Regions from separate parts of the Homo sapiens genome. Here region 1 is linked to region 2. Evidence: read pairs that join two places in POLR2A ChIA-PET (ENCODE). Cell type or tissue: GM12878. All regions are shown on one strand. Each heading gives the region's core, and the rest is flanking DNA. Links, peaks and the distances in the headings are about the cores only.

Evidence for each region. Peaks named below come from ENCODE experiments on the same cell type or tissue, not always from the same donor. Only the 100,000 strongest peaks of a DNase experiment are listed, where the experiment ranks them.
Region 1: POLR2A ChIA-PET joins it to region 2 with 5 read pairs; 3 of 35 experiments call an interaction of 5 or more read pairs at or near these places.

Annotation. Positions count from the first base shown.
Region 1 is chr5:137,849,336-137,865,952 of GRCh38, reverse strand. It overlaps PKD2L2-DT (PKD2L2 divergent transcript), which reads left to right. Exons shown (of 4, transcript XR_948815.3): 3 at 6,690-6,897; 4 at 7,472-12,142. LOC107986368 (a long non-coding RNA gene) reads right to left here and starts at 10,091. Exons shown (of 7, transcript XR_007058951.1): 1 at 10,015-10,091; 2 at 9,486-9,603; 3 at 8,726-8,788; 4 at 6,736-6,821; 5 at 5,673-5,804; 6 at 5,393-5,412; 7 at 3,339-4,064. RefSeq lists a silencer at 1,863-2,029 and enhancers at 7,461-7,510, 7,541-7,620. In GM12878, for the core only: no CTCF peak of the experiment used is centred there; DNase peaks (open chromatin) are centred at 7,532 and 9,608; H3K27ac peaks cover 1,702 bases.
Region 2 is chr5:137,933,059-137,938,058 of GRCh38, reverse strand. It overlaps PKD2L2 (polycystin 2 like 2, transient receptor potential cation channel), which reads right to left. Exons shown (of 15, transcript NM_001300921.2): 13 at 2,150-2,262; 14 at 1,632-1,739. The coding sequence ends at 1,649. It overlaps FAM13B (family with sequence similarity 13 member B), which reads left to right. Exons shown (of 24, transcript NM_001385994.1): 24 at 1-99. Among named protein-coding and RNA genes, the nearest start is that of PKD2L2, 46 kb to the right of the region's middle. In GM12878, for the core only: no CTCF peak of the experiment used is centred there; a DNase peak (open chromatin) is centred at 2,738; H3K27ac peaks cover 1,591 bases.

The DNA.
Region 1 (16,617 bases), core at 5,046-10,045, 77 kb after region 2:
TAGTTCTGCTTACTCTTTGTCTTTCAAGCTTTGCCTCTTCTCTAGGTCTTTGTAAGATACAACCCAGGTTACCGTGTGTTACATGTGATAGCCTTCATGGTACGTCAAGGCTAAAGTTTTTGCTATAATGGGATCAAGGGATGATTTAGGAAAGGTAAGTAGGTCCTCTTTTATGATACCATTCTCAGTAGTCAGGGGCTATATTAATAATCTACTGTAAATCTGTTTGTTCCTGCCTTTTAATGTTTGATTTGCTTTTTTGAATGGTGGTTTGTTTCCTCACAAATATAGCTATTTGAATGGTTTAATTGCCTATTTGAGAAAAATCATAGACTCTTAAGACTGGAATTATTACAATGCCAGATGGGTGAACTTTTACTACAACCTGCTCACAAAGACAACCTTTTCCATTTCTTTTTCTAAATTATCAGTAAGGGCCTTCAGTAAATTATTCAAATGCCTTACAAAATATAGTAACTTCCTACTATCTCACTGAAACCTTTCCTGTTACATGTTAAGGGATTCCTTGTCTATCGTCAGTTTCAGAAACAGGGTAGCTATTTAACTGTCTCTCATTCTTCCCTCTTCATATATAGCTCTTGTCTTTCAAAAATATAAGATATATATGCCATTGTAAAAAAAAAATGGTGCTGTGAACTTCTTTTAAATTCGGAGGTCAGATGTGTGTGATGAAACTCATTTCTGCTATATCAACTGAAAAGGAAAACGTCACATTGAGGATGGAAGAACTAAGGAGTGAAGAAAGTTTTATTTTAGTTCACACAAATTCACTGTGGTTATTAAAGTTCTGCATAGATATATAATGAAAGGGAATCCCATTGTAGCATTTGTAATTTGAAATATCCAGTCTAACATTTGACTCAATCTTATATTATTCTCAAGCAAGAAATAATAATGGAATCCATCGGGTTTGGAGTTAAAGAATACAAATGATAACATTAATTTGGCTAATGCTCTACAACTTTCTAGACATATTTACCTTTTGTTATCTGTTTTTGGAGACCTGAGTGTGAGGGCCCACTCCACCACATACATGCTGTGTAGCCTTAAACAAGTTGCTTAAACTTTGAGCTTTAATAACTAATCGAAAAATGAGGCTAGGCATGTTGGCGCATTTCTGTAGTCCCAGCTACATGGGAGGCTGAGGTGGGAAAATCGCTTGAGCCCAGGATTTTGAGGCTGCAGTGAACCATGATCACACCACTGCACTCCAGCCTGGGTGACACAGCAAGACTTGTAACCCAGACTCACAAAAAAAAAAAAAAAAAGAGTAGTACAAGGTTTACCAACCTAAATCAGACGATTGATGAGAGACTCAAGTGAAATGGGAAGTCATATAATGGACATTCTGTAGGTTTATCTCCTTAACTAGATTAAAATGTTTCTGAGAGAGGGACTGTTTACTACTTATTTATCTTGGCCTAACGCAGTGTGGCTCATAGTAGACACTCAATAAAAACTTGTTAACTTTTATGGAATATTTACCCAATAGTTTTCTCCATAGGTGATTTTACTAATGAAGATGGTCATGTGTTATGAAAGATACTAACTTATAAATTCAAGGTCTTTTAAAGTTTTATTTATTTGCTTATTTTTGTTTTTGAGATGGGGTCCCACTTGGACTCCCAGGTTGAAGTGCAGTGGCATGATTCATATCTGTTGCAGCCTCAAACTCCTATGCTCAAGTGATCCTCCTGCCACAGCGTCCCGAAGTGTTGGAATTACATGTGTGAGCAACCGTGCCTTTTAAAGCTTTAAAGGCTCACTTTTTTTTTCTTTCTTTTTTTTTTTTTTTTAAAGACAGGGTCTTGCTCTGCCTTCCAGGCTGGAGTGCAGTGGTGAGATCACAGCTCACTTACAGCCCTGACCTCCCCAGCTCAAGCCATCCTCCCACTTCAGCATCCCAAGTAGCTGAGACTACAGACATGAGCCACCACACCCAGCTAATTTTTGCATATTTTTGTAGAGATGGGGTCTCACTATGTTGCCCAGGCTGGTCTAGAACTTCTGGGCTCAAGCAATCCGCCCACCTCAGGCTCCCAAAGTGCTGGGATTATGGGTGTAAGCCACTGTGCCTGACCTAGGCTCACTATTTGTGTGTGTGTGTGTGTGTGTGTGTGTGTGTGTTTGAGACAGTGTCTTGCTCTGTTGCCCAGGTTGGAGTGCAGTGGCGCAATCTCAGCTCACTGCAACCTCCGCCTCCCGGGTTCAAGTGATTCTCCTGCCTCAGCCTCCTGAATAGCTGGGATTACAGGCGTGTGCCATGACACTTGGCTCGGCTAATTTTCGTATTTTTAGTACAGACGGGGTTTCACCATGTTGGTCAGGCTGTTCTCAAACTTCTGACCTCATGATCCTCCCGCCTAGCCTCCCAAAGGCTCACTATTAAACACAGGTACTTAGAAAAAATTTAGATAATCAGTATTGGCCATCTTCCCAAGGCAAGCCCAGCACGCTCTGTCACCCAGGCTGGAGTGCAGTAGTCTGATCTTGGCTCCTTGCAACCTCTGCCTCTTGGGTTCAAGCGATTCTCATGCCTCAGCCTCCCAAGTAGCTGGGATTACAGGCATGTGCCACCATGCCCGGATAATTTTTGTATTTTTAGTAGAGATGGTGTTTCACCATGTTGGTCAGGCTGGTCTTGAACTCCTGACCTCAGGTGATCTGCCCGCCTTGGCCCCCCAAAGTGCTGGGATTACAGGCATGAGCCACCACACCAAGCCCCTAGGTTATTTTTTAAACAATATTTTGATTTGAGGTTTGTGTTGGGGGGTGGAGAAGTAGCAAATGGTGATGGATTGTGTTGTTTTAAACATAACCTGGTAGGAAAATTCACTTAACTGAATTATCTTTACATTTGTAGGTTTGTTTTCCAAACACAAGGACATTTCTGTTTTTATTCTAAGGTCTGTTTTTCTTCATGGATAAAGAAGAAACCTGTATCACAAAATGTTTTACATTTTTATATTGAGATAGGACACCGAATTCTATTTTGGGAAGAGATTCCACTTCTTTAAAATCTTGTGTTATTTCAGTATTGATTTTTCTTTTCCTTTTTGTTTTTTTTTTGGAGACAGAGTCTCGCTCTGTCGCTCAGGCTGGAGTGCAGTGTCATGATCTTGGCTCACTGCAACCTCCACCTTCTGGTTCAAGCAATTCTGGTGCCTCAGTCTTCTAAATAGCTGGGACTACAGGTGCACATCACCATGCCCAACTAATTTTTTTATTTTTTATTTTTAGTAGAGACGAAGTTTCACCATGTTGGCCAGGCTGGTCTTGAACTCCTGACCTCAAGTGATCCACCTGCCTCGGCCTCCCAAAGTTCTAAGATTACAGGTGTGAGTCACCGTGCCTGGCCTGATTTTTTTTTTCAATAAATCTGTGTAATAAACCCTTAACTGTGAATCTAAGCACAGGGCTTAATATTTCAGCCATGGTGAAATGCATACTGAAAAGCAAGGGAGGACCGACATAAAGTGACTCATGTCAGAATGCAAACTCCCTGAGGACAGGAGCTTTGTCATGATCTATCTACAGAACCAGGAATATTTGTTGAATGAATGAATGTTGGGTCTGTCTCCCTTTACTATTGTGCTTGTAGCTCAAAAGTATTTCCACTGATGGTACAGAAATCCTTCTTTGGAAACTGGATCTCATGTTCATTATGACTGGCTGGTTCAGGAGTAATTGGCATAAAGTTTATGGGGGTATCGTTTGGATTTGTGTCCTTTGTGTAGCTTTTGGTGCTCCAGAGAGAGGAGGCCAGTTTTGGAGAAAATTTGCTCATGGATAACTTGGGAGGACGCTCTGATTTCTCTACTACTTTCTTTCAAAAATATAATTAATCATGAGTTCAGATGGAAACAAAGACTCTTCCTTTTGGCTCAGGGCTGAATTGTAGCAAAGAGATTTTGAAGAGTTATTACCTGGGGAAACTAAGAGTTTGTTGCAGAAGCTGCAGTGCCAGCCTCATTTTCTGCAATACACTTGAACTCCTCAGAGTCTTCAGGAAATGCTTCTGTGATAATCAAGGTGCAGACTTCCTGTGGAAAGAGAAGAAATTCAACTTGATTACTGTATTTGGATGCCCCAAGGTAACAAACATATAGTGTGGGAGGATGTTGGGGAGAGTAGGTACTAGGAATAAATAGATTATTCCTGAGATTAAAAAAAAAATCCATCTGATTAGGTATTTTCTCTTCTCAGTGGGCTCATAAAGATAAATCTTAAAAATACAACCCCATTGGCTGGGCGCAGTGGCTCATGCCTGTAATCCCAGCACTTTGGGAGGCCAAGGCAGCAGATCACCTGAGGTCAGAAGTTTGAGACCAGCCTGGCCAGCATGGCGAAACCCTGTCTCTACTAAAAAATTAGAAAAATTAGCCAGGTGTGGTGGCGGGCACCTGTAGTTCCAGCTAATCAGGAGGCTGAGGCAGGAGAATCATTTGAACCCAGGAGGTGGAGATTGTAGTGAGCTGAGATCGTGCCACTGCACTCCAGACTGGGCGACAGAGCCAGACTACATCTCAAAAAACAAAACAAAACAAAAAACCCCATTAATTGTACATTTCAAAATAGCTAGAAGAGAATAATTTGAATGTTTCTAGTGTAAAGAAAAGTAATTTAGGTGATGCATATCTCATTTACCCTGATTTCATTATATGAATATATTATTACATATACCTTGAAAATATGTACCTCTAATATATATCAATAAAATTAAAAAAAAGTCTTAAACAGTCCCATCATGGTTCTTATCAACTGCCTCTTAGACATGTTTGTTTTCTCTACTAGACTATGAAATCCTTGAAAGCAGGGATTACATTTTATTCCTTGATTTCTAGATTTCTGTAGCTTTAGTCCTATGGAAACATATTCTGAACTGAACTAGAAATTATCACTACCATCACGCTTAGACCTCATGTTAATACAGAGATGGCCACAGTGTGATGGTCACCACAACTACTTCTTGGACAGTGAGCAGTTTGGATGTTCGATGTCAGGACATCTCCTTATTGCTTCTGTATAAAGTTCACGAGTCACAAATCCTAAACCAAGTGGGATTACAGGGAGAATGCATATTCTTTGAGAGTGGGGACCTTGTCAGTCTGGTTCATTGCTGTCTCCTTAATACCAAGAACAGAGACTAACCATTAGTCTGTACTCAGTAAACCTATGTTGAATGAATAAATATATGAATAAAAACACTGATAAATCCCAGCTGTCTTGCTTCTTCTGTTGTGTCAGTTCAAGAGTTGATGTAGGGGAGCCTCAAAAGAGCTCATGAAGGCAAGAGTGACTTAGGGGACAATGTCTTCTGATGCTAATGTTGATTTAATCAATTTTCAAGATTTTAAGAAATTATACTTACCAGGAATGGATGATAAACTTCTGAAAGATAAAACAAGAAAAAAGAGAGAGAATTTAAGTGATGATAATTTAGTTGGGAGAAGGGGCCATATGTATATGAGAAATACCTGGAAACAAATACAAAATTGACTAATCTGGAGTCACAGACGGTAAGTAAATTCTTCAGAAACTCAGAAAAGGTGCATAAAGGAATGAATAAGTGGCAGGGTAGAAGAACTTGATTTTAGTTCTGCTTTTATCACTAAATTGCTCTGTGACCTTGTGAAAATTACTTTACTTACCCAGACTTTCTTCATCCCTAATGTGAAGATTAGACCAGATGACTATATCTTCTCTGAATATGAACCACTGTTGAACACACTAATACTGAGGTGGCCTTTTTCACCGAAGAGAATCATTTTTTCCTAATTTCTCTGATTAAAATAAAATGGAATATTACATTATAAAAATACTGTAGCATTACTGTAGAAAAATACATGAAAGGTTAATAATGGTTTTCTCTATTTTTAATTTTTTCATGTTATGTATTTTCCAGGTTTATTACAAATTTGTATTACTTTATTTTCAACAATGCAATAAATGTTATTTTAACAGAAATATCATATCCTTTGTGTAATAAAAAGATTTTTTCCCTATATATGATGTGTAAATATTTAGTTATTTTGAATTAATATTTAAATGAGTATATTTTCTTCATTTGGCGTAAGAACTATCTTGGATTTGAACACTGGCTACAGCATTTACTAGCCTTGTGTCCTTGAGCAAGATTTTTTTGTATTTCTAATTTCAGTTATTTAACAATGAGGATAATAACACATATTTCAAAATGTTTATGTGAGGATTAAATGAGAAATTGTTTATAAAGTATAAATTCATTGTTTAGCATGAGATAGATCATTATACTTACTACCTTTCTCCAAATTAATTATCTTGTAGGAAAATTACCCAATAAAGTAAAAAGTTATGCATCAGTTTTTTTATGTTTTTACCCTTTAAGAAATATGTTTATTCTCATATTTCTTTTTGTTTATATGTCAAGAACTCATTATGAAAATAAGATTAATTTATGATGATAAACCAATCTTTTCACAGCTATGAAAATTACTCTTTCATCAAAACAGTTTTCTTTGTTGGTTATTGTTGAGAAATCATTTGGATTTGAGATAATAATTGTTTACCAGCACAAATCTTTAAGCCTTTAAAAAAAATCAGCAATTAAACTTTAAAACAGGAAGTAGACTTCAAGGTTAACTGGAATTAAAAACAATTGAAAGGCTTATCATGATACTTTTCCTCAGAATCCGAAAGTCATCTGAGTTGGCTATCTGCACGTTCTCTCTGTACCAGTGAACTTGAACTGTGGCTGTGGCCTGGATTCCGCATTCAAACATGACCAACTGACCTCTGGTTGTAGGGATGTCTTGAAGATGCTGAAGAACAAACACAGAGTTCAGAGGATGGAAGAAACTGTTATACCATCTACAATGATTTGAAATGCCATTTGCAGTAAGAGTGCATCTTTTTTTAAATCATAATTATTGACAGCTGACTGTATCTTAAGGCGCTGTCGGGCATTCTTTTGGGCTTTGTAGTGTGCTTTACAGTCAGGTGTAAATTATTTTTATCTTCATAGAATTATATTTAATGAGAAAGTTATTATTTCACTTGGCCAAGAGCCATTTTATTCAAATTAGAAAACAGATTGGTTGAACACTCCTTCTGTTGTTATATTTATTTTGTTGAGTACATATCTAGTCACAGATTTAGTCTTTATTATTGGTCACAGTAGCATGGGCAGTACAGTAATCACCCCTTATCTGCAGGGGACACATTCCAAGACCCTCAGTGGATGCCCGAGACCATGGATAGTACTGAAACCTGTGTACACTGTGTTTTTTCCTGTAATACACACCTATGATAAAGTTTAATTTATAAATTAGTCATAGTAAGAGATTAACAACAATAACTAATAAAATAGAACAATTATACCAGTATACTGTAATAAGAGTTATGTGAATGTGTTCTCTCTCTCTCTCTTTCTCTTAAAATATCTTATTATACTCTACTCATCTATTTTCAGACTGCAGTTGACCGTGGGTTATTGAAACCACAGAAAGTGAAACTGGATAACGAAGTGAGTACTATGTTGTAATTTCTTAAGAGCCCTGAATTAGGGAACTTGGGCCAAAATATTAACTCTGCCACTGGCTGATTGAAGCTGGTTATAGGAACTTGGAAAAGACTATTAACTTCTCTGGAACTCAGGTTCTTTGTCTATGAAATAGGGCTAGCAAAATATGTGGGGTTTTGAGGTTCATTTCACAAAGGTCTGAAAACTTCCTGTAAAGAGTAAGAGTTATACAGATATATAAAAAGTGTTTTTAGCTAGTTTAGTATCACAATGTATAAATGAATGGATGGCATTTATGTTAAATTTACCCCTTAAATCCTGATCTTTCTCCTCCCTCTACCTGCAACCCCAGAGTACCCTGGAATCTAGAATGATATTTCAGATTATAACTTGGCAGTGAGACCAGAGAGCGGGAATCTGAGGTCTTTCTACAGGTTAGACTAAGGACCAGCCTAACCCTCAGGCTTGATGCCCAGAGGTCTCAGGCATCTTATAGGGAAGGAATGCAGCAGGAGAGACTTGTAGAAATAACAGACATGTACGTGACAGCATCTGTTGAAAACAAGCTTCCAGAATCAATAGCAATGTCACTTACTCTTAATGACATTGTTTTGTTTGTCTCCCATCCTGTATCTGGTACAGATTAAATCCCTGCCCTGCATTTCATACTTTGAGCCAGCAATGGGCATTGATTCCAATTCTGCCAGGTTTGGTAATTGGGAGACAGAGAGCCCAGAGAAGGCTTAGCCCTAGTTTTGGTTTGACCGGGGTGATTGAATTGTGCTATTTCCAGTGGGTGAGAGGGAAGATAGTGATTCCTGGCTGTGACCTAATCAGGACTTAGTTACTACTTTGCTTGTTGACTTCTTCAGAATGGCATTTTATGGCTAGTTAAGAGAATTTGACTATATTTTGAGGTCAGGCAAAGCAGTCTCCTTGGAGGGGACAGTCTAAGCATTGCCCTCCAGAGGTGGAGGACGGCCACAGAGCAGAAGTCTAAAGAGCACAGGGTAAACCATGAATTGCTCTGTGACACTGAGCAAATCATTTCACCCCTTTTCAGCCTCATTTTTTCTCATATATAACGTGATAATAATCTCTGAAATCCTTTCTGATTTCCCCTTTTTTTCTTCTCACCGCTTCACTAATGTCTAAAACTTACTTATAAAATCTAAACTCCATCATGCAGTATGGAGAGGTTACCTTGGTAAACACAGAGGGTACTACACAAGTGGATCCTGACAGGCTGCTGCAGGGACTCTGCATCTGGTTTAAGGAATAAAAGAGAACATGGTGCTGTCACTCATACTGTCAAAGCCCTGAAACTCAGGTCCATGGTTGCCAGAAACTGACGGGCTCAGTTCTAGCTGCTACTGACCACACCTTAACTTTCCTTTATGAAAAGCATGATGCTTCTAATTTCAGTGTCAGTTTGGGTATTTGCTCCAGTGTGCTACACTTGCTTCTTTATCCTTCAGCATTCCATTAGCTGAGATGGAGAAATACAACACTGGGCAATTATATTTGGGAAATGCATATTGGCAAGTATTTAGATACTATATATTAAACATTTAAAAAAAGTTTAAATTTTACTAAATTTTTTTTCTTCCTCCATACAATTGCTCTTCTTGGATCTTTTAGATTTCCAAAAAAGCATCTCCCTCCCCCGCTTTTTTTTTAAATTAAAAGGGAATTCATTCCTCGGATAGTTGGAATATTCTCTTATGGGAACAAGTTCCTAGAAACCAACTGTCCCTTATCTGGCACACAAACAAAGGGCCAAGCCATAGAGCTACCATGGAGTTATTTCTGAAACCTATGGATTTCTTTCTTGTTCTTTTGAGTTCATGCAGCTAGAGGCTTTCTTCTTGTATACTTCTTAAGAAAACTGCATTGACTCCTTTTTCTTGGGCCTATGTCTCCATTACTAAGACCCTCTCAGAAGGCTTAAAACTGAACTTACCCTCTAGGGATTAATATACAGTTGTTGAACTAAGTTAGAGTAACTTGATCTGTTGTTGGAGGTTTCATTCGTTGGGGAGCTGATGGTCAGAGAAACTCTAGTGGTTTTCTTCTTTATCCTGTGGGGGAAACAAAACCAAACACCGTCAAGTGAAAGAAAGATTAGAGGCGACTTTGATAGAAATGCCTCACTGTATACACATTTGAATGTAGCACACATTTTTACCTATAATTCTTAAATTTCTCTACATTTGCATAATCATTTTAATACTTTTTTTGCCTTTTTAACCAATTATTAGTGGATTATGGTTCCTAATTGTTTCACTTTAAATTTCTTTTGTCTCAGTCTGGTAATCAGGGTGTGTTATGAAACACGTTGTCTAGAAGAAATAACCTATAAAGCAAATAATCACTTAAAAGTTTGTCTGCAAAGTCTTAGGTTTTTTTTTTTTTTTTGGTATTTTTTAAAGTGGAACTTTCACTATATTCACACGCAACAAATGCACATCCACATGAGATTCTGCACTTACCCTGAAATTTCTGTAGCACATTTCAACCACAATTCCAGAGATAAAACTTCCTTACTTCCCTGAGCACCTGCAAGAAAGAGAAAAAATAGATTTGTTCTAAATCTCATTGGGTTTTAATACAATTTAGTTCCAGTGTATTGTATTTACACTCGGACTAGCAGCAGGTATCGGTTACAGACAGGTTAATCCAGAACATCTGGATTCTTTTTATTTTATTTTATTTTTATTATTTTTTTCTTTTTAGATGGAGTCTCGCTTTGTTGCCCAGGCTTGAGTGCAGTGGTGTAATCCTGGCACACTGCAACCTCTACCTTCCGGGTTCAAGCGATCCTCCCACGTCAGCCTCCTGAGTAGCTGGGACTACAGGCTGCACCACCATGTCTGGCTAATTTTTGTATTTTTAGTAGAGATGGGGTTTCACCATGTTGGTCAGGCTGGTCTTGAATTCCTGACCTCACATGATCTGCTGCCTCAGCCTCCCAAAATGCTGGGATTATAGGTGTGAGCCACCATGCCCTGCCCAGAACAACTGAATTCTTAACTCAGGATGGAACTACTTTAGCATTCTCCATTTTAGAAATCCAGATGTTTACCTTTATAGAGTTATAGCACTTGTGCCCAGAGGAGGTATTGAGTCATTTCTCAAAAACATTATTTCAGAGGGCATAAATTAGTATCTGTGAATTTGTGTTTTGGTCTGAAGTCTTCAGAATATTTGTTATAGTAAGAAATATATTGAAACACATTGCTATGCTTACTATAAGGAAGGATGTTATCTTAGTCTGTTCAGGCTTGCTATGATACCCTTTAAAATACCTTACTGGGTAATTTGTAAACAATAGAAATTTATTGCTCACAGTTCTGGAGGCTGAGAAGTCCAAGACCAAGGCACCAGCAGATTTAGTATTTGGTGAGAGCTGTCTCCTTCGTAAATGGTGCCTTGTTGCTGTGACCTCACATGGTAGAAGGGGCAAGGGAATTCCCTCAAGTCTCTTTTATAAGGATACTAATCCCATTCATGAGAGTGGAGTCCTCATGACTTAATCACTTCCCAAAGGCCCCAGTTCTTAATGCTATCACATTTGAATATTAGGTTTCAACATGTGAATTTTGGGGGGACGTCAGCATTTGGACCATAGCAGATGTTGTCAGTGTTCCTATTATCTCCATGATGATTTACTAGAGAAATGTATTTCAGTTGTTAGTACCAGGAATAATTGAGCGTCTCCCACGATACTAGTTTAATTTTTCCTCATAGACACTATTAGTCTTAATATTGGTTGTGTTGCTGTGTTAGCTAACTGAAAGTTTAGAGCTCACCTCAGAGCCAGTAATTTTTTAATTTAAAATTTTATTTTCATTAAATTGAATTTATATCTAAATATTCATTTTCAGTTTAGGAAAACTTCTAAGTGTGTTTAGAACAGTCTAGGTATATGAATCTACTTTTTATAAATTGCATACAATTTAAATACATGAAGTATTTTAAATGAAAATTTAGCAACTAAATTCCAATGTTTTAATGCAAAATACAGTTTTAAAGACTAAGTACCAAAAAAGGTAAAATTATTATTATTATTCTTATTGTTGAGATGGAGTCTTGCTCTGTTGCCCAATCTGAAGTGCAGTGATGCGATCTCTGCCCACTGCAACCTCTGCCTCCTGGGTTCAAGCGATTCTCCTGCCTTAGCATCCTGAGTAGCTGGCATTACAGGTGTGCCACCACACGCAGCTAATTTTTTTTTTTTTTTTTTGTATTTTTTGTAGAGAAGGGGTTTCACCATGTTGGCCAGGCTGGTCTCAAACTCCTGACCTCAAGTGATCTTCCTGTCTCAGTCTCCCAAAGTGCTGGGATTACAGGCATGAGCCACTATGCCCGGCTGCAAAATGAATTTTTATATTGATTGCACGTTGAAATGATAATCTTTTATATATGTTGTGTTAAAACATATTATTAAAATTAATTTTACCTGTTCCTTTTTGTAATTTTAGTGTTACCATTAGAAAATTTAAAATTATATATTTGCTGTTCTCTTTTCTGATAGGCATTATATTTTTATTAGATGGCACCATTCTGAACCATGAGCTTTCCTAAAGGGTTAATAAAACTTTCTCAATATCTTCTAAAGTGACTGGTTCATTCAGTTTTTCTGTCTCTCCAGAATAAACTTCCATCATTTATATTTTCCTCAAAAATTCTTTTTTTCAAATATATTTTCTTTTTTTTATTTCCAAGTTTTATTTTAAGTTCTGGGGTACATGTACAAGATGTGTAGGTTTGTTACATAGGTAAACATGTGCCATGGTGGTTTGCTGCACAGATCATTCCATCACCTAGGTATTAGGCCCAGCATCGATTAGCTGTTCTTCCTGATGCTCTCCCTCCTCCCACCCCTCATTCTCCAACAGGCCCTAGTGTGTGTTGTTACCCTCAGTGTGTCCATGTGTTCTCATCATTCAGCTCCCACTTATAAGTGAGAACATGTGGTATTTGGTTTTCTGTTCCTGCATTAGTTTGCTGAGGATAATGGCTTCCAGCTCCATCAATGTCCCTGCAAAGGACATGATCTTGTTCCTTTTTATGGCTGCATAGTATTCCATGGTGTATATGTACCACATTTTCTTTATCCAGTCTATTATTGGTGGGCATTTAGGTTGATTCCATGTCTTTGCTATTGTGAATAGTGCTGCAATGAATATACATGTGCATGTATCTTTATAATAGAATGATTTATATTCCTTTGGGTATATACCCAGTAATGGGGTGGCTGGGTCAAATGGTATTTCTGCCTCTAGGTCTTTGAAGAATTGCTACACTGTCTTCCACAGTGGTTGAACAATTTACACTTCCACTAACAGTGTAAAAGCATTCTTTTTTCTCCACAACCTCGCTAGCAGGTTCTCTATTCTGTTCCATTGGTATATCTGTCTGTTCTTGTACCATACCATGCTGTTTTGGTTACTGTAGCCTTGTAGTGTAATTGGAAGTTGGGTAGTGTGATACCTCCAGCTTTATTCTTCTTGCTTAGGATTGTCTTTGGTATTTGGGCTCTTTTTGGGTTTCATATGAATTTTTAAATTTTTTTTTTCTAATTTTGTGAAGAATGTCAATGGTAGTTTAATGGGAATAGCATTGAATCTATAAATTGCTTTGGGCAGTATGGCCATTTTTACATATTGATTCTTCCTATCCATGAGAATGGAATATTTTTCCATTCGTTTGTGTCCTTTCTGATTTCTTTGAGCAGTGGTTTGGAGTTCTCCTTGAATACGCCCTTCACTTCCCATTAGTTGTCTTCCTAGGTATTTTATTCTTTTTGTGGCAGTCGTGAATAGGATTTCATTCATGATTTGGCTCTTACAGAGCCAATAATTCAATAGACATTAGAGTTAGGATCTCCTAAACTTGTGGCCTGATACTTTTTTTACACTATGATGATTTATTTCCTCAAACCAACATTTAGGTCACATGGCCCCACAAAGAACTTTTATATTATTTCCATGTAGGAGAGGTCGATTGGAAGATGTAGATTAGCCTAAATAACAAAATATGGTAATTTCCAGAAAGTCATTGGTTTATGGAAATAGAATATCTAAAACTAACTATTCGAGAAAATTTAGGTCATAAGTTTGCATTACACAACAATGCTTTAATGAAAAAAAATTGGTTCCCACTTAAAAGTCTTTTATATATAGTGTTTGATACCATTATTAGAACTAGATTTATCTAATCTCCTCCTAATCTCAATATATAATCTCTTAATACTTGGTGGCTCTTTTCAGTCTTTAAAAACCCTTTATCATCTTGAAGTTGTATTACCGTATCAGGCTTAATTTGCTTTAGACTAAAACTTAGGTGATGTAAAAAGATTTACTAATGCTACTTCATGTTTTATTTGTTAAGGTAGATAGTGGGTATAGAATGTACCTTTTATTATTATTTAAACTGTACATATATATTATATTAACTCTTTCCTATGTATGTAGTATTTTATAATAAATTCATAAGATTAAAATAAATCTGTGAACTGAAGCTGCCTTTTGTTTTTGTAAGAGTTAATTTTTTCATTTTCTTCTTCTTCTTCTTTTTTTTTTTTTTTTTGAGATGGTGTCTCGCTCTGTTGCCCAGGCTGGAGTGCAGTGGTGTGATCTTGGCTCACTGCAACTTCTGCCTCCTTGGTTCAAGCTATTTTCCTGCTTTAGCCTCCTGAGTAACTGGGATTACAGGCATGTGCCACCATGCTTGGTGAATTTTTTTGTATTTTTAGTAGAGACAGGGTTTCACCAAGTTGATTGGGCTGGTCTTGAACTCCTGACCTCAGGTGATCCACCTGCCTCAGCCTCCCAAAGTGCTGGGATTACAGATGTGAGCTACCATGCCTGGCCAGTTTTTTCATTTTCAAAGAACAGATAGTATTCTCAGTAGTTCAGAAGAAGATAAATTCAGTTCTGTGAACATGCATGAGATAGAGTATTATAAACATGCATAGATTACTTTTATGTCTAAAATTAGGCACAAACAGAAAGAACCTATATCTACATATTCTCTAAACAGGGTGGAATCAAACTTTGACATGCTAGCTGCATTTGCTTGACTTGGATCATTTTTCTAAAAATGAAAACTTCACAGTCAAACTCTTGCATTGGTGAATGCTTCCTCATGCCTTTTTTACTAAGACTCCAGGAACAACACAAAGGATTTTGGAGTTAACTGACACAATTAAATTATATGAGAAGGTCAGTAGTGCAAAAGATGAATAATAATATAGGTTCATCTTAATAATATCATAAGACATAAGAAACATTAATGTCATAAGACATTAAATCATGCCAGTGACATCACAAGACAGTGCATGATGACCTGGAAGGCTTTGAGAAGTAAGTGCTAGAAATAAGGAGAAAGAAGCTTGATTGGTCTAAGAAGGTCAGTGTGGACCTTCAACTGAATTTTGAAGAATGTTTAGAATGAGGTATGTATGTGAGATGAGGGTTGAGGGTGAATGGTAGTGGGGGATGGATAGAGAAGGGCATTAAGTAACATTCACGGAACATTAAACTGTGTGCCAGATACTGTGGCTTGTACCTTTATCTCGAGGGTGAGGCAAGCAGCCCATGACCATTAGATGGTGTGGAATACTCTGGCGTCAGATTGTTTGCATTTACTGTTAGGTACGTTAGGTTTCCCTCTAAGTCTCATGATCCTTATCGGTTAAAAAGACACAATAGTAGTGTTTATTTCTAGGGTTAGGTGGCTTACAAAAGCACTTAGTTTATATATGATACATATCAAGCGCTCAATGAATGTTAGCTGCTATTATTATTGTGATGATGGTTGTTATATGGAGATCCAGGGGATAGTCTACCCTTCCTCAGAGGTTACTAATCTAGGCCTCCTTGATATTTCTTCTCTTGTGAACTTAGAACTTCTATAATACACTTTTGTTTTAAATAATCTATTATCATGTACTTTCTTTGGAAATTCCTTAAGATCAGGGATCTTTTAATATGTAATGTGTCTCCTATCCACAAAGTGTCTGGCCTACTGTTGAACACATAGGTGTGGAGTTGGTTGATTTCGCAGATTATTGCACAGGGAGATACTACATTTTCCTAGGAGGTGTATGTTGCCTTCTGCTGTTTTCCTTAACCCCGCCTGACAAATAAAAGCAATTGATATAGAAGGATTCCTCCTCTTTTGACCTTGGCAGTAAATCCTAGTATTACACCAGTCATCTTAGGTGAGGTTAACCAATCCTATGATTACAGAGCAAGAGATGACATGAGAAATCTTCTTGCCTTACATCTTTGGAAAACAAAAGTAAGGTTCAGAGAGAGTATGTTATTTGTTCAAGGTCATGCAATCTGTTGGTAGAAGAGTCAAGATTAGAATCTGAGTCTCTTGTCTTATAGCGCAATCCATGCAGGTTTATAGCAAATGGACTCTTTATTACTCGATAAATTCAAAACTGTGGATATTATTCTGAGTAGTTGAGACTGTAATTTTTTTAAATCTTTTATTAGATTAGAATGTGTTTATGGTTCTGAATTCAGTGAGTAAGGGAACAGTCCATTACCAGAACATCCATTACCAGACAGTCCATTAAAGTCCCAGAAGGACTTTACTTTTAAAAGGACTTAAAAGTACTTTTATGGCCGGGCGCGGTGCTCACGCCTGTAATCCCAGCACTTTGGGAGGCCAAGGTGGGTGGATCACGAGGTCAGGAGATCAAGACCATCCTGGCTTACACAGTGAAACCCCGTCTCTACTAACAATACAAAAAAATTAGCCGGGCGTGGTGGCGGGCGCCTGTAGTCCCAGCTACTCGGGAGGCTGAGGCAGGAGAATGGCGTGAACCCAGGAGGCGGAGATTGTAGTGAGCCGAGATTGCGCCACTGCACTCCACCCTGGGCGACAGAGCGAGACTCCATCTAAAAAAAAAAACAAAAAACAAAACTTTTATTTTGTATGTAAGCTCCATGATGATGGATATTTAGTCTGTTTTGTTCACTCTTGAATCCCTAGTGTCTGGAATAGTGCCAGGCACACAGGAGATGCTCAATAAGTAATTGTTGAATGAATAAGTTGGCTTTGTTGGCAGTATT
Region 2 (5,000 bases), core at 1-5,000:
AATAATATATAGATATATATGTCCACCAGTATAATGGCATTGCTGTGTCTGGCACTTCATTGTACAGACTTTTATAATAAAAGAACTTGAAAGTTCTAAGTCATTGTAAATGTATGTTTGTTTTTCCACTGGGCTTAAAAAAAAAAAAAAGACCTCAAGTGTTCCCTCAGCTTAGGCTTTGTTTAAATGATCCCACCCAGGGGCGATGGTAGGGAACAACAGGGTCACTAAACTATTTGGCTGGCTACAACTCTGGGAAATGGTAAGACAGGGAAAGGCCATGTTGTTCATTCCCTTGTGCAGATCTAGGGAGAAGCCGCAGAGAGAACAGTTAGCATTTCTTGTTACAATGAATTATCCTATTAAGAACACTGGATGTACAGTCTCTTAAGAGAAGAGCTTGTCCTGAGGAAGGTGAGTAGTAATCTAAAAATGTCTTTATATTTGAGTTTTAAAATTCAGGAACTATTGAGCATCAATGTGGAAGTTGAGTGCTGAGGTCAAATGATGTTGCTTGGGCTAAGAGAACATATGGCTATCGTAGGGGGGCTTACATAGCCTAGAAAAATTAGAAGAGTTTCTCTCCAATTTCCAAAATGCCAGCCACACACAACTTTCCAACCCTCCAAATAAGGCTGTTACAGCATCCTCATTTACACTTTCCAAACATAACTTATGACAGTGATACGCCTACCCTGCTCTGTATTTTATTTTTGGGAAACCTTAAATGCATTACACCTTAGAAATGGTCTAGGTAAATTTCCAGTTTGAAGATGTTAGTGAGATTTCTGTAGGTGGCTGGGGAGTTTGTTCTACACTTTGGCTTTTTCCAGAAGGCTTCAAATTCTAAAGAATGGAGGGAGGTTACTTTACTTGGGTCTTATATAATGGTTTCCCAGAATCCTAAGCCTTTATTAATTTATCTGTGGCCAAAGGAATTCAGAACATGGTACCTGACGCACTTGATAGCATCAATAGTTTTTCTACTCTGTAACTATGAGAAAACTGTCTTTCTCTACCTACTGACTGAACTACTGGAGACCTGCCGCCTGAACTAGAAGCATTTTCTTGTACTTTCACTTTTCTAGAATTTGATAATAAACCTCATTATAAAATCCTTTGTACCAGTGTGTGTATACTGGAGGCTTGTCATAATATGCATGGATTGTATAGTGAGTCCCTGTCAGAGGCACTTCATTCTGACCCTAAGGATAGTTTGATGATAGGTTGTTGAGTACTTTTTAAAGTGTGCCTGAAAAGGGCACAAGTTTATGAAGTAATACATGAATAAGAAATGCTCAATGGGCTGGGTGCGGTGGCTCACGCCTGTCATCCCAGCACTTTGGGAGGCCAAGGCGGGTGGATCACGAGGTCAGGAGATCGAGACGATCCTGGCTGACACAGTGAAACCTCGTCTCTACTAAAAATACAAAAAATTAGCTGGGCACGGTGGCGGATGCCTGTAGTCCCAGCTACTCGGGAGGCTGAGGCAGGAGAATCGCTTGAACCCGGGAGGTGGAGTTTGCAGTGAGCCGAGACCACGCCACTGCACTCCAGCCTGGGCGTTAGAGCGAGACTCCGTCTCAAAAAAAAAAAAAGAAATGCTCAATGATTGCATCACAGATTCTTACCTCCACTTGTCTCAATACTATAGAGCTGAAACCTTTCTCACCACTTGATTTAGCTTCAAATTGATGTAGTGTAATTCCTTCTCCAGCTCCACAGCATATAAAAAAAGTCTAGAAAATTTCGAAGGAAGTAGAGAATGAGTCAGTAATAAACTTTCATGTATAGACAGCAAGTTACTAGTGCGAAATGCTTTGGGAAGATAGAATTGTAAGCTCCTAAAACATGCCTCTTGTGGCCAGTTATAGATCTAATATTCTAAAGCTATGTGGAGAACAGGATCTGTTATGCAAATCAAATATAGATGGCAGTTTCTGTTATTTAGAGATAACAGGGATGTAATCAAAAGCTTCTCACCTTGTAAGCAAATGGAGTCATATGCAACTTTAAAACTGGATAGAAAGTAAATAAAGGCATCCTAATAGAGTAAAGTTTTGGGTTCAGGAAAATAATGTGTTTAACTCATGTCCTTAATGCGCATGTCATGATATCCCATAATAGTCTGGTTAGAACATAAGCTTACTCTCGAAATTCTTCTTGAGTGACAGGCTGGTAGTCATCTTGAATTTCCATAGAATAATACTTTTTCTCAAGCCTCTCTTTCCATTTTTTCATCTGCTCTGCGTTTTGAATCTCCTGTCAGGGTAGAGGACAAGTAAAGGCTGCAATCTTTAGTTCTCTATTTCAAGTCTTTGGCACACAAGCATCACAGGATTGAGGATCTTAAGCTGTTCTCCTCTCCAGCCCTCAGATTTTGAGCCCTGCTGACTTTTTGCCCTGCCTAGATTTTAGATCTGTGCATCAGCAAAGTCACTTCAGAGGACTTGATTGGTGTAATTGCTGTCTAGCATAGTTAGGGAAGCTTTGTAAACAAATTATAAATTACATTTCACTGCCTTTTCCCTTTAGCATCTCCATCTAAATTATTTTCTCTTTCTTGTGATCAAAGCTAAGATGTTCTTTCTGTACCTCTGTTATTTAGCAAATGTAACTAGTAATTAGATTCAAAGTGTATCTGTGGGTATTTTTGGCCTTCCCAGCAGCTTCTCAGTCAGATGACTTCAAAACCCCCTCTTTGTAATTACTGCATTGGTTAGTCAATGTGTGTACTCCAGTCTGTCTACGTATCCAAAAACAAGCCCTTTGTACCACAAAATTTGTATTGCTGAACCTTCCTGTGCACTGTTCTCACTACCACCTGCTTTCCTTACAGTGTCCAAATACCCTTTTCCCAGCTACAGATAAAAAGGGCCTGTGTGTTGTGGAAAATAACCATAGCACTAGAAAAAGGTAAAGAGGAGACAATGCACCCAGATGTGATTCAAAACCTTCTCAGTAAATTTGTATGATACTTCCCTGCTCCAGCAATAATGCTAGGTAGCAAAGTGGATCCCTTTATAAGGGTTATGATTACCTTCCTCAGAGAGGATGGTGATGCCTAGTGCCATACACTCTGTGGTTGCTTGATAAGTGTGTACTCTTCTGGTCAGAGAAACTATCTTAGAGAGTGCCTTTCTTTAAACCAACATTTTTTTTTCTTTTGTGTGTGTGTGTGACAGTCTCACTCTGTCACCCAGGCTGGAGTGCAGTGGCACGATCTCGGCTCACTGCAGCCTCCCACTCTGTCACCCAGGCTGCAGTGCAGTGGCACAATCTTAGCATTCGATGTGGAAGTTGAATGCTAACCACCCCTCCCGGGTTCAAAGGATTCTCCTTCCTCAGCCTCCCGAGTAGCTGGGATTACAGGCGTGCACCACCACATCTGGCTAATTTTTGTATTTTTTTTTAGTAGAGACGGGTTTCGCCATGTTGGCCAGGCTGGTCTTGAACTCCCAGCCTCAAGTAATCCGCCTGCGTCGGCCTTCCAACGTGCTGGGATTACAGGTGCGAGCCACCGCGCCCAGCCTTAAACGAACATATTCGAAGTAGGAAAGGATGGCTTTCAATCCTAGTTTTGTTTTGGACACATTATAGCACCCATGGTTTGGCTCATTTACTAATACTTTTAATGTGCTAAAGTGGTAGTCCCTGAAACCATTTCTAAATGACCAGGCCAATTATAAAGTGGATGTATTAGTAATAAAAGTAAAATAGACTATGCATAGTAAACTTATTTTAAAAACCCGTCTCAGCCATCACTCTTTTTGTGAAGCCTTCCTTGACACTTAGAGGAAAGTGGTACCTTTCCTCATAAGCTGAGCACCAACTCTTTGGTGACCCTTGCTCCAAGCTCCTACGTCCTGCTCGCCCTACCACCTTCCCTTGTGGTAGCTGCCTCCTGCAGTTAGTTGTCTCTGGATGATCTTCATGTTCATATTGGCCCTTACACTCCTGCAATATCTCAGAAGCAAATTCTGTATACCAAACTCCCTCTTTTTAAATTACCTAAGTGATTTCTGTTTTTCTGACAACTCTTAACTGATGAATAATTGGTAGCAGGGGAGACCCAAAGAAATAGACCCTCATAGATTGCATGCTTCCACCAAGGGGCACAACAATTGACTTAAACTGAATTTGAGACTGCCACTTGACCGTTTGGGATTCCTCATGCCTACAGAACCAGCAGGGAAAGAAGTGGTTATTTATGTGTTGAGGTGATTGATGCGAATTACCAAGGGGAAATTGGATTACTGCCACAAACTAGCACAGAGCAGACTGTGCCCAAGGGATTCTCTGGTATGCCTCTTAATACTTAGATGTCCAAAAGTAAAAGGTAATGGGAAACCACAGCATTCTGTTAAAGGCAGGACCACTGAGAGTTCAGATTCTGAACTAATTAAGGTTATTCCTAATGCAGCTGGCTGAGCTCTTGGCTGTAGGCAAAGGGAATGATACGGAATGGGTAGGAGAAGGAAGTTATAAATACCAACTGTAGCCTTGTAATCTGTTACAGAAACAAAGACTGTAGCCCTATTCCTATTTCCTTCTTTGCTTGTTATGTGTATATTTTCTTTCTCCTTTATCTAAGGAATACTGGTGGTGGCTAACTGTAGTTTAAACATTAGGTTGCAAAGTATTCTTAAGGAATTGTGATTCAACTAGAAGAGGTCATAATATCCACAGATGGATACAATTACTGTTGGGACTTTGCTTCTCCCTTTTTAGGGAGAAGGTGAAAGTACCTTCATTTGTATAAAGGATAGTTTGATCTTACTGGATAGAAGCTTGGAATCATCATTTTATGGAAGTGCAAATGTGTATGCCACAGGAGTGGAATGGACCAACTGTTCAGCTCAAAATTTACCCTCTTATACTCTGTGATGTTGGGTTTTAGGCTTTGTAAGCTTCATTCCCTAAACTGTTAATACCTGGATTCCTGTTAGATTCTGCCAGTATTTGCAGGATAGAGGGGAGAAAGGTCGTGGGTTTTTTTT